Regions from separate parts of the Homo sapiens genome. Here region 2 is linked to region 1. A link is a contact called in ENCODE Hi-C data. All regions are on one chromosome and are shown on one strand. Each heading gives the region's core, a stretch centred on a gene start or an enhancer-like site at or near the end of the contact. The rest is flanking DNA. Distances are from core to core; before and after follow the strand shown. Region 1 holds the start of CHSY3 (chondroitin sulfate synthase 3). Region 2 has its middle 21 kb from the start of CDC42SE2.

Region 1 (5,611 bases), core at 931-3,430:
CCTTCCACCTTGTCTAATGTTTAATCTCTAATATACACTTGTTGAATAAGTGAATGAAATTAACTTCCTCTCCAAATATTCCAAACAGTTGATGAATTGGGTTATTTATGCCCAATGAGAATTAATGATTTTGTAGATCAACAATATGAATGGCATCCATTACCATAAAGCCCAGTTGAATACTGCAGGGGAGAGGGTACTGGTGTGTAGGTGGACTTATTTGTCCTTTACTGTTGACCATATGCAATAGGAAATCCTCTGTAAATGTGCTGTCCTACATGGTAACCCCTAGCCACATGGGGCTATTTAAATAAAAAGTAATTAAAATTAAATAAAATGAAAATTCATTTCTTCAATCACACTAGTCACCTTTCAATGCTCCATAATTTTATGTGGCTACTGTCTTATCAGCACAAATAAAAAAAAATTTCCATTATAGCGAAAGTTCTATTGAATAGTACTATTCTAGAAATTTTAAAATGCCTTTGACGATTTAAAAATCAGAAGGGGCCTGTTTGACTAGCTTTGTATTCTAACTAAAATTTAACTTTGAGAGAGCCCAGTAATCTGTATTCCCAAGTGTCTCTGGGAAAAACCTAGACATGGAAAAGGAGCTTCATTGTCCAGCAGATGAAACATTTAGTCAGACGTGCTCATGCACAGCCAGGGACCGGTGTGGAAAGAACCATTCCTCCAAAGGCTCCAGGCAGGCCTAGTGTTCCAGGGACGCTGCCAGCACCTCGCTGGATCGAGCCATTATGTCTAATGCCATTCAATACCATCCCTTTGCGTTTGATGTCTAAAACAGAAGACTGAAATTTGAAGAGAAGGAAGTACTTGGGATGCCAAATGCACCCCAGACTATAGCTTTATGCACAACCTTTAGAGAGAAATTTGTTAATGCTCCCTTCTTCAAAAATCATATACCTTCAGGTAATTTCTTCCTAACGTAACTAAGGCACAATGATTTTGGCCAATACAGCTTAACTTTTTTTGAGATTCTGTTGCTGGACAATTTTCCTCCCTCATTGGAGAGGTAAAATTTTCCTGTCTTTGCCTTAGAAAATAAAACGGTTCATAGGCAAGAATAAAAATCATATCCTCCATTTTATTTTTTGATTAAGTTCACTTATTTTGTGGGGGTAAGAATTTCTTTCGTTTGGATCTTCAGGGTATTGGCCCTGTGAATGTGTGCCCATTTCTCCACTATTTGCCAGTCCCACTGAGCCAATCTTCTACCAAGACTGAAAATAGACCATAGTTCTCATTTCTTGAACAGATATCATCAGGAGAGCCGAGGGGGAGACCATTAGGCAGCCCCACATTTTCCAACTCAACAGGTGGAGGACATGGGATTTTTACGTTCTTTGGGGATTGAACCCCCACACACCACCAACTCCCTTAGCCTTTCAGGATAAGTATTTCCAATCCCTCAGAGATTTTCTTAGGAGAGACCCTAACGACAATGGTGCTTCTGTGAAGGACTGAGGAGAGCTGGTGGACGATGCAGGTAGGAGGGAAGTTAGGCTGGGAGGAGAGGTGCTGGGATGGGACGTTTGGTTTCCTGACAAGTGACCGACTAGAGAGAGAAGGCGCGGAGTGGCAGCGGTAAGAACAACGTGGAAAGGACGGAAAACGCGAAGAGTGGCGCCCTGGCGGACCTGGGGCGGGGCAGAGTGGTAAGGGTCACGCCAGGACGTACCCGGCTGTGGGCCGGGGGAGGAGAGCACGGTGGGACAGCAACGAACTTGCTGGGGGCTCCCGGACCCGAGCTCCGCCGATGAGGTCAGCGGAGCCTAGGCGCCGGGAGGAGGCCAGTAGAGCCCCCAGACACGAGTGTCGGGAGGCCAGCGGAGGGGCGGGACGGGACGGGAAATGGGACGAAGAGCAAGAGCTGGGGGAGGAGGGAAGAGGGGGCGTCGGCGCTGCAAGCCGGAGGCGGCCCGACAGGGATCGTTTCCTTCCGGAGAGGAGGCCGGCTCTGGACTGAGGCGCGGACGGGGGGCGTCCAAGGGCGGGTGACGGGGAAATACCGCGGCCCGCGCTTCTCTCCGGCTGGCAGCGGTGCCGCCTGCGGCTCCTCCTCCGGGCCAGCTCGGAGCCCGGCGGCGGGGGGAGCGGGAGGCGGGAGTGAGGGCGGGGGCTCGGGAAGGAGGGAGGAGGGAGGGCCCAGGCGCGCCACTGACAGGGTGGCAGCCTAGGAGCGGACGCGTTGCCGCCGCCGCTGCTCCTCCTCCTCCTCCTGCAGCTCCTCCAGCTGCCGCTGCTGCCGCCGCTGCCGCCACCGCCGCCGCCGGGAGAAGTTTCACTCCCGACCCTTGCTCGGAGCCCCGGCCCAGAGCTGAGCGGGAGCCCGGCAGGCAGCTGCAGCCCGCGGCAGTCGAGGCGTCCGCGGCGCTTCGACCTCCAGCCGGTGTCGGCGCCTAGGCGGCCGGCTGCGGCCGCGGCTGGGGGCGCAAAGGCGGAGGAGGGGCGGGTGTGAGCCGGGGAAACCGCGTGCCGCGCCGCGACAGCCCAGCGAGCGTCCGCGCCCGGGACAGCCGCGATGGCTGTGCGCTCTCGCCGCCCGTGGATGAGCGTGGCATTAGGGCTGGTGCTGGGCTTCACCGCCGCGTCCTGGCTCATCGCCCCCAGGGTGGCGGAGCTGAGCGAGAGGAAGAGACGTGGCTCCAGCCTCTGCTCCTACTACGGTCGCTCTGCTGCTGGCCCCCGCGCCGGCGCTCAGCAGCCGCTCCCCCAGCCCCAGTCCCGACCACGGCAGGAGCAGTCGCCGCCCCCCGCGCGCCAGGATCTCCAGGGGCCACCGCTGCCCGAGGCAGCACCCGGGATCACCAGTTTTCGAAGCAGCCCCTGGCAGCAGCCACCTCCGCTGCAGCAGCGGCGGCGAGGACGCGAGCCTGAGGGCGCGACGGGGCTTCCCGGTGCTCCAGCGGCCGAGGGGGAGCCCGAGGAGGAGGACGGGGGCGCGGCTGGGCAGCGGAGAGACGGCCGGCCGGGGAGTAGCCACAACGGCAGCGGGGACGGGGGCGCTGCCGCCCCGAGCGCCCGACCCCGGGACTTCCTGTACGTGGGGGTGATGACCGCGCAGAAGTACCTGGGCAGCCGCGCGCTGGCCGCGCAGCGGACCTGGGCGCGTTTCATCCCGGGCCGCGTGGAGTTCTTTTCCAGCCAGCAGCCCCCCAACGCCGGCCAGCCCCCGCCACCCCTGCCTGTCATCGCGCTACCGGGTGTGGACGACTCCTATCCTCCCCAGAAAAAGTCCTTCATGATGATCAAGTACATGCACGACCACTACCTGGACAAGTATGAGTGGTTCATGCGCGCCGACGACGATGTCTACATCAAAGGTGACCTCCCTGCGCCGGCTTTCCAGCCTGCCAGTCTCCCCGACTCCTTTCTCTGTAACCGGTCCTAGCCCCTGCCCAGCCCCTCCGCTGCTTCTCTGCCAGCACGTGCTTCGGGCTCCCACAGGCCCTGGCCCGCCCTCCCCACCCCTTGCATCCGCCCACAATTCGTAGCCCGTTCCTCGTCTTCTGCAATCTGGACCCTCCTCACACCTGCCTGGCTTTATTCGCCTTCCTCACTTGCTGTTTTCGGTGCCGCCTCGCGCTTGTCCCTTAGTCTTTACCTCGTCGGAGAGGTTAGAAAAGGAACCTTAGAGCTAAACCAAAGGCCATTCCCACTCTGCCCTCCTCTGAAAGCCCCTGCTGATGGTAGTTTCCCCAATCGGTCCAGAGGGGCGTGGTCTTCAGGAAGGGAAGACGGAGGATGCTAGCTACAACTAGTCTGGAGATCCAGTGTTCTGGCTTTGGATCTTGCTCTTTTGTTTAAACTGGATCTAGCGCACTTTTGGAACTGCTCAGATTGAGGAATCGTCTTCGCTGTCCCGGACCCTTTCCTATGTGTTCCCTTCCCTTTGGCTCAACTCTCCACATACTGGGAGTCCTTGGCCATCCCCACCGTGCCAGCGCGCTGCTCCTTCCAGCCGCTACAGTTCAGCACCAAGCCGTCCCCCATCCCCCCGCCACACCTCAATAAAACCCTGAGAGGATGGGCATGTTGTAAGGAATTGGTGGTGGGGGAAAAGAGGAAAGCACCCGCTAATAAGCCAGACCCCTGGGAACAGCAGACTGTACTAGCACACACTAGTATTGGTTCCTTTCCAGTGCATTTTGTTGGCCGCGGTGATAAGCAGAGGCTGGAAGTCCTTCCCAGAACCACAGGCAGCCACAGCAAGAAAAAACTTTTTTTGTCAGTTTAAAAGAGGCGCGGTCTTTTTCCCGGAATGTGGGCGGCTCTGGACAGAGAATTTCTAAACTCAGCGGATCAAAGTTCTTTAGGTCAGAGAAGTGAATCTTTCCAGTCCAGCCAGTTGCTGAGATGGGGAGCAACGCAAGGGAAGCAGCAGGGTTGTACCGAATGAGGTTTCTCTGTGTTTTCCACATTTCCTTGCTTCCCGGTCAAAGGGGGGCAGCCCTTCCTTATTTTATGCCTTTCTACTCGTAGCCTCATTGCTTCCTCCTGATTCGGATAGTACTTTTCACATAATGCAAGAAAAACGAACAAAAAGCCAAACAATAAACCCAAACTGTTGCATTTTGGCACAAGGAATTAGTGTAATCATAATAACTAGAGATTTCTTGGCTTTGGATTGGAAGGAGGGAAGTCACTCTAGAGCAGGTTGGAATAGAAAATACTGATAATTGGATATAAAAATAAAGAATGGTCTCATTACATTTTTAACAGTGGTATTTAGGATTGACTCAAAGAAGAAAGCTTCCTCTACTTTAAGTTCCTTGCCTTGGATATCTCAAAATTACAAAGGTTTCCTGGCAGAAGTTTGCCACATTTTGCAGGGAATTTATAAAATGCATTAACAGCACCTACTTCTTTCATTTGTTTTAATACTTTGAAAGATTGTCCTTCAGAACATTAAAATGACATATTATTTCAATTTCTATTAAGAATGAAATGTGTTTTGAATTAAGAATCCAATAATAGCTGAAACTCATTGAGATACACGGGGCAAGGCATGGGATCAAGATAATGACTGCAGATGCTGTGCTCATCAAAAATGGTAGTAAAGATGCTGACTGGGAATATGAAGAAGGTGACTCTCTACTTATTCCAATGTATCACTTGGAATACCAAGTGCTTCTCAACTGTTTTAGCTGCAAAATTTTATTTTTAAACGTTTTTTCTGAACTTAACAAACTGCAAGTGAAACCAATTACACTAATTTTTGACAAACTTTTTTCTAAAAAGGTGCCTTCCCAAATTAAATTTCAAGACAGGTTTGATTCAAACATCCTCCAAAACTGTGCGGGTTGTATATGACTGAAGTTTAGTTAATGGCAAAACACTGAACTAAACCAATTATGAGTAAAAAATAATTATTAGGTATTAAGAGTCAGCCAAAACAATGCTAAATACCAGTATTTAATATTATTTTATATTCCTGGGAACTTCTTGTTACTTCAAATGTACTAAGAAACCTGTCTTTACTTTCCTTGTCATTATTTCACTTTTTACAGAAAATTGATGATTGTCAGAGCTGTTAAGGTTTTTCAGTGACCTTAACCAGAAGCTGGTACAATTTTAATATGTTTAA
Region 2 (5,611 bases), core at 1,949-4,448, 1.3 Mb after region 1:
ATTCAGATTCCTCATCTGGAAGAAGCTTAACTTTAAGTCTGGTTTCTCATTTGGGGAAGGGGATCTCTATCCCAAACAGAGTCCAGCTTAGAGCGAGCTTCCTTGACTCTTATCTGACAGTTTTTCTATTCCTCTTTCCTAGAGGGGAACTCCTTCATTAGATCATTGCTTTCTTAAGGAAGTATCAGTTTTATATCCCTGCTTTAGAAGGGTCAAGACTATATTTTATGTTCTCCTTTGATTGTTAAACCCCACCCTCTGGCTATTGGGGTGAACATTTGTATCCAGTAATCTATCTTAGTATCAGTTCATACACTTTCCACTCTAGAAATCAGTTATCAGCAATTTCTGGCACCAGGGAATTTTCTGTCTTTCTTATAGGCTCAGTTACAGACTTTAACTATTTCTCCATGTTTTATGCAACAGTTTTCTAAATTTAAAAATTCATGAATTTTTGTTATGTTTTGTCTTAGCTCAGAATCTAAACTACATTTCCATTCTAGTCATTCATTCATAAATATAGCAGTATTGGGTTTCTCTCCTAACATTTCTCTGTATGTTTATTTTTGTTTGGCTACCTGTCAAACTACATTTAATATCTACTGTCCATTTGTTTTAGAACCTTATAAAAGATATCAGAAAAGTGCATTTATAATATTAAGGTGAAACCAAACATAACTCTTAGCCTTCTGCTTTGAGCTTCAGGTAGATTTTATTCAGAACTTAAGCAAGTTTCTTTGTTAAACAAACAAACAAACAAAACACAAACGCGTCGGGGTATATTAAGCAAGTTTCTCCAAGAGTAAACATCCTTGCATTGTGAGATCATCACAGAATAAGTGACCTACACCTTTGTTCACCATGATTTGATGTTGCAGCCTCTGGTTTATAAAGTTTTGAGTAGCAATTCCCCAGTTTTAATAAAATCATGGTAAAAATATATGTTATATTCCCAATTGCTTTTAAACATAAAAGGGCTTATGGTGAATTTGTCCCAAAGCTTAGTTCTGGAAAACAGTGTGCTCATATCAGTGATTTTGGAAACACTCTTTTGTCAGAAAATGAAAAATATATGCCATAATCTAATTCATTTTTGGTTTCATTGCTGGGGACCAGTGTTTATCGATGATACATTTCTGGTGTATGGTGGATAACTTTAGTTTCCTGAATTTCCTTCAGATGGTTTTATGGGTTTTGTTTTTGTTTTTGTTTTTGTTTTTGTTTTTGTTTTTGTTTTTTGAGACGGAGTCTTGCTCTGTCGCCCAGGCTGGAGTGCAGTGGCGCGATCTCGGCTCACTGCAAGCTCCGCCTCCTGGGTTCACGCCATTCTCCTGCCTCAGCCTCCTGAGTAGCTGGGACTACAGGCGTCCACCACCACGCCCAGCTAGTTTTTTGTATTTTTAGTAGAGAAGGGGTTTCACCATGTTAGCCAGGATGGTCTCGATCTCCTGACCTCGGCCTCCCAAAGTGCTGGGATTACAGGCGTGAGCCACCACGCCCAGCGGTTTTATGTTTTTTTCATGGTTATAAAGTCATGGCCTTATTTTGCTTGGTGCTTTCTTTATAAGCTGTCATAATAATTTATTAAACACTGAACCTATCCGGGCATTATTCTAAAGTAAGCTTGTTTTTCCTTATGCTATACCTCAGGCCTCAAAGTTATATATTTTTACCTTTCTTTTTTCTATTAATTATCATCACTATTTCTTTAGACTTCATCACATCCCACAGGATTTAAGGTTGCTAATATGACCTTAACTTTGTATAAAAGTCAACAAGTTACAATTGCCCTTTTACTCTTAATTCATGTTTAGGTCATTTTCTCTGATCTCAGAAAGTGAATTGTCTTTCCCCTTTATTGAGCACACCCCCTTTGCCTACACCCCTTGATTCACCCCCTTCTCACCTCCCAGACTTTCTTCCATTATTGATTTCTTCTCTTTTATCTTCAATCTCTTCATATACACAAACACTCAAACTCTCATAATTCCTGCATCTTCTTCAAGCGTTTCTTCAAATGTCATCTTCTCAGTGAAGTCTACCTTGACCACCACCTTATTTAAAATTTTAACCCCTGTCCACTTCCTAGTCCTTTTGCCTGCCTTTTTCCTCTTTCTTTAATCTCTGGTACTATATATATTATGCAATCTTCTATATAATAGATTACATATATGCAAGATTGTATATATAAAAATCTTTTATTTTTCACTATCTTGCCACTTGACAAATGGTAAAAATTCAATAAGCATTTGTTGAATGAATGAATAATAGTATTGCTATTCATTTGCCCCACCTAATGAAAGCCTGGTATCTTATCAGATATCTGAATTTTATTTTGGCTTGATACTCTTCCAGGCATACATCACACAACTATTATTTACTTGCCGGTATGCATTTGTTTCATCTAAGTTATTATTTCCACAGCGAAATCTAAAGGACGGGTAGTAGTTGTCCTTTACCAAACCAAAACATGAGAAAATGTTCAGAAAACAGAACTGAATTCTGGATTCTTTTTTCCTTCTGCTTCAGTACTACCTTCTTACAAGTGGTGACGTTTGTAGTAAATTGAACAAAAGCGAGTCCTTTCATCTCTGACATTCTGCTTGCTTATTATAATCAGAATAAGTGGCCTTCTGAAGTCAACAGCTGAGAATCATAAGAAGTCATTTGTTTATATATTCTCTCTAGAAAAAGTTTTCATGTTTGCAAGAAGGTTATCCATTTCTTCTTAAAATTTTATGACTCCTTTTTTTCATGCAATCTTTTTATTCATCAAATGGGTCTGGTGTCATTTTAGCTGAATTAAATAGTTCAAAATTATATAATTAAAAAATTCATTTCTATCACATCTGTCCACAAGTTCTGGCAGCCACCACCTATACGACAGGAGCTACTTAATATGTATGCTCTTGTTTGATCATTTTTTAACGTAACCAAAAATTTCAGGCAGCCAGGATTCAAAGGTTAGGTGGCTATGTTGGTCTAAGAACCTCTTACTGGATGCTGGCCAACACTCCAAGATTCTTTCTAGTTGCAGTAGTCTTCATTTTTCTAGGGTAAGTAATGGTGCCTGAACTATACACTGAGAAAAGCCTCCCAGAAGGTTCAAGGGAGGTGGTGTATCAGTCATACTGGTCATGTCAACATTGTGAACAAAGGGCACAGGGCACTGATTTTTGGTTAGGAAATTATCTAAGCCTAGTTCTTACAATCATGCAAATTACTAGTAAAGGATCCCAGAACTGTTGAGAACTTCCTGGAGCAATAAGCACTTACTCATCCTTAGTCCTTTTAGGGACAGTGGACCTCTAAAATGAAATCTTTGAGTAATCTTATGACTCATTTTTTGTATTTTTCTTTCCTTTTGAATTTCACTGCAGTCCTAATGGAACAAATAAGTCCATTTGTGCAGATGAGTTCAGCAAGCATAGTCCCTCTCACACAGGCAGCCTCATGGGTATGCAATATGTGCAGTTGCACAGGACCCTGCACTAGGCTTAATGTTTTGCTATTGCCAAGTTGATATTCTTAATAATTTTTGGCCGGGCGCGGTGGCTCACGCCTGTAATCCCAGCACTTTGGGAGGCCAAGGTGGGTGGATCACGAGGTCAGGAGCTCGAGACCATCCTGGCTAAAGTGTGAAACTGTGAAACCCCATCTCTACTAAAAATACAAAAAATTAGCCGGGCGTGGTGGTGGGCACCTGTAGTCCCAGCTACTCGGGAGGCTAAGGCAGGAGAAAGGCATGAACCCGGAAGGTGGAGGTTGCTGTGAGCCGAGATCGCGCCACTGCACTCCAGCCTGGGTGACAGAGCGAGACTCCGTCTCAAAAAAAATAAAGTAAAATAATTTTTAAACAAGCAGCCCTGCATTTTTCATTTTGCACAGGGCCCTACAAATTATGTAGCCAATCCTGGTCTCAGAATTTGGTCATTCCTAAAACAATGATTATTGGTGAAAATAGAGAAGTTCTGTTTTCAATACAAATTTAAAGTTGCTTGTAAAGTAACTTCTGATTTAGCCCAGCAGACTCATAATCTCAGTCTGTGAGAAAGCGGATGAATTGTCTGAGCTGAAATTCCTGCTGCCCAGGCTCATATCTGCAGTTTATACCTTTAAGGGAGCCATAGTTAGATCCCAGCAACAGCAATGGAACCCAGAAGACAATAGAATGGCTGTCAAATTAGAATTCAGTAAACTCTCACTTTTTTCAGTGAAGATCCTGAAGTTGAAAGCAAAAGAATGGAAAAACTTTGACCATGCAAATACTAATCATAAGAAAGCTGATGTAGCTTTAATAATTTCAGGCTTTAAAACAAAAAGTAGTACTAGAGATAGAAAACCATTCCACAATGATAAAATACCCAGGTCCAATTCACCAGAAAGACAGAATAATTCTAAATTTGTATGGACTTCATAAAGTGGCCCCAACATCTAAAAAGCAAAAATAAATGTAACTACAAATACGATTAGACAAAATTATAATCATAGTGGGTGATATGAATCTACTTTTTTCAATACTGATAGAATAAGAAGACCCAAAATACCAGAAAAGATAAAGAAGATTTGAACAATATGGTTAGCAAACTTGACTTAATGGACATATGGGGAACACTGTAACTTCAACTGCAGAAAACATGTTCAATTTTAAGCACACAAAAAACATCTTCAGGCCGGGCACAGTGGCTCACACCTGTAATCCCAGCGCTTTGGGAAGCCAAGGTAGGTGGATCACTTGAGGCCAGGAGTTCGAGACCAGCCTAGCCAACAGGGTGAAACCCTGTCTCTACAAAAAATAGAAAAATTAGCTGGGCATGGTGGCACATGCCTGTACTCCCAGCTACTCGGGAGGTTGAGGCAAGAGAATCGCTTGAACCCGGGAGGCAGAAGTTGCAGTGAGCTGAGATCATGCCACAGTACCGCAGCCTGGGCAACAGAGTGAGACCCTATCTCAAAATAAAAAAAAGAGGGGCTGCTGAGGAATATGCTCCAAGACCTGTTGGGTTAGGTCACAGCAACAAGGCCCACCAGCCCTCAAAAATTAAAAATATGCAGATCACTCTGAAGGGGGGTGGATTCACTGCAAAAACAAACAAACTTGAAAATGTGTATTTTTTATGGCTGAAGTTGGGGGACTCAGAATTACTGCGGGAAAATTACTGGGGGGAATCATGATAAGGGACAGCAGGAGCTGTTCCTGAAGTATACAAAGAAAATGTAATGGCAAAGCTAAGATAGTGGTTACCAGTGGCTGCTCAGAATTGCAGCTGGCCTTATGGGAGCAAATCCACAAACCAACCAATAGACTGGTGGGAAAACCCAGAATGGAATCAGAAAATAATTATGAAAACAGGAAAGAAAAGACAAAGATAATGTCTGGGAGCTGGTCCCCAACTTCTCCCAAGGAGGAGGCAACAAACATTCTTGAATTTTCTAGATACCAGCTCTTACAAGTGGTTATTTTCGGGTTTTGGTGTGTTTGCTTTCTAATTTATTTATTTTTAGTCTGTGCTGTGCCTACTGTTCTTTTGTCAGTCACCATAATTGATACTGTTCTGGGTACTGACATACTGATTGGGTTTATTCAATGTAACCCTTGTTGGTGATTGCT

The links. A loop is a pair of places that touch in the nucleus more often than their neighbours do. Pooled maps may share reads with other maps.
Region 2: a pooled map shows a loop between it and region 1 (2.7-fold over the local background). The contact joins the enhancer-like site here to the promoter of CHSY3 in region 1. A Hi-C loop is called at or near these places in 2 of 50 pooled maps.

Annotation. Positions count from the first base shown.
Region 1 is chr5:129,902,285-129,907,895 of GRCh38, forward strand. It overlaps CHSY3 (chondroitin sulfate synthase 3), which reads left to right and starts at 2,181. Exons shown (of 3, transcript NM_175856.5): 1 at 2,181-3,347. The coding sequence starts at 2,546. CHSY3-AS1 (CHSY3 antisense RNA 1) reads right to left here and starts at 3,643. Exons shown (of 3, transcript XR_002956248.2): 1 at 3,558-3,643. RefSeq lists a silencer at 2,339-2,548.
Region 2 is chr5:131,239,758-131,245,368 of GRCh38, forward strand. It overlaps a transcript of CDC42SE2 not described here. Among named protein-coding and RNA genes, the nearest start is that of CDC42SE2, 21 kb to the right of the region's middle. Within about 2 kb of position 3,199, at least 5 of the 41 ENCODE cell types and tissues checked have a DNase peak (open chromatin) inside an H3K27ac peak, as active enhancers do.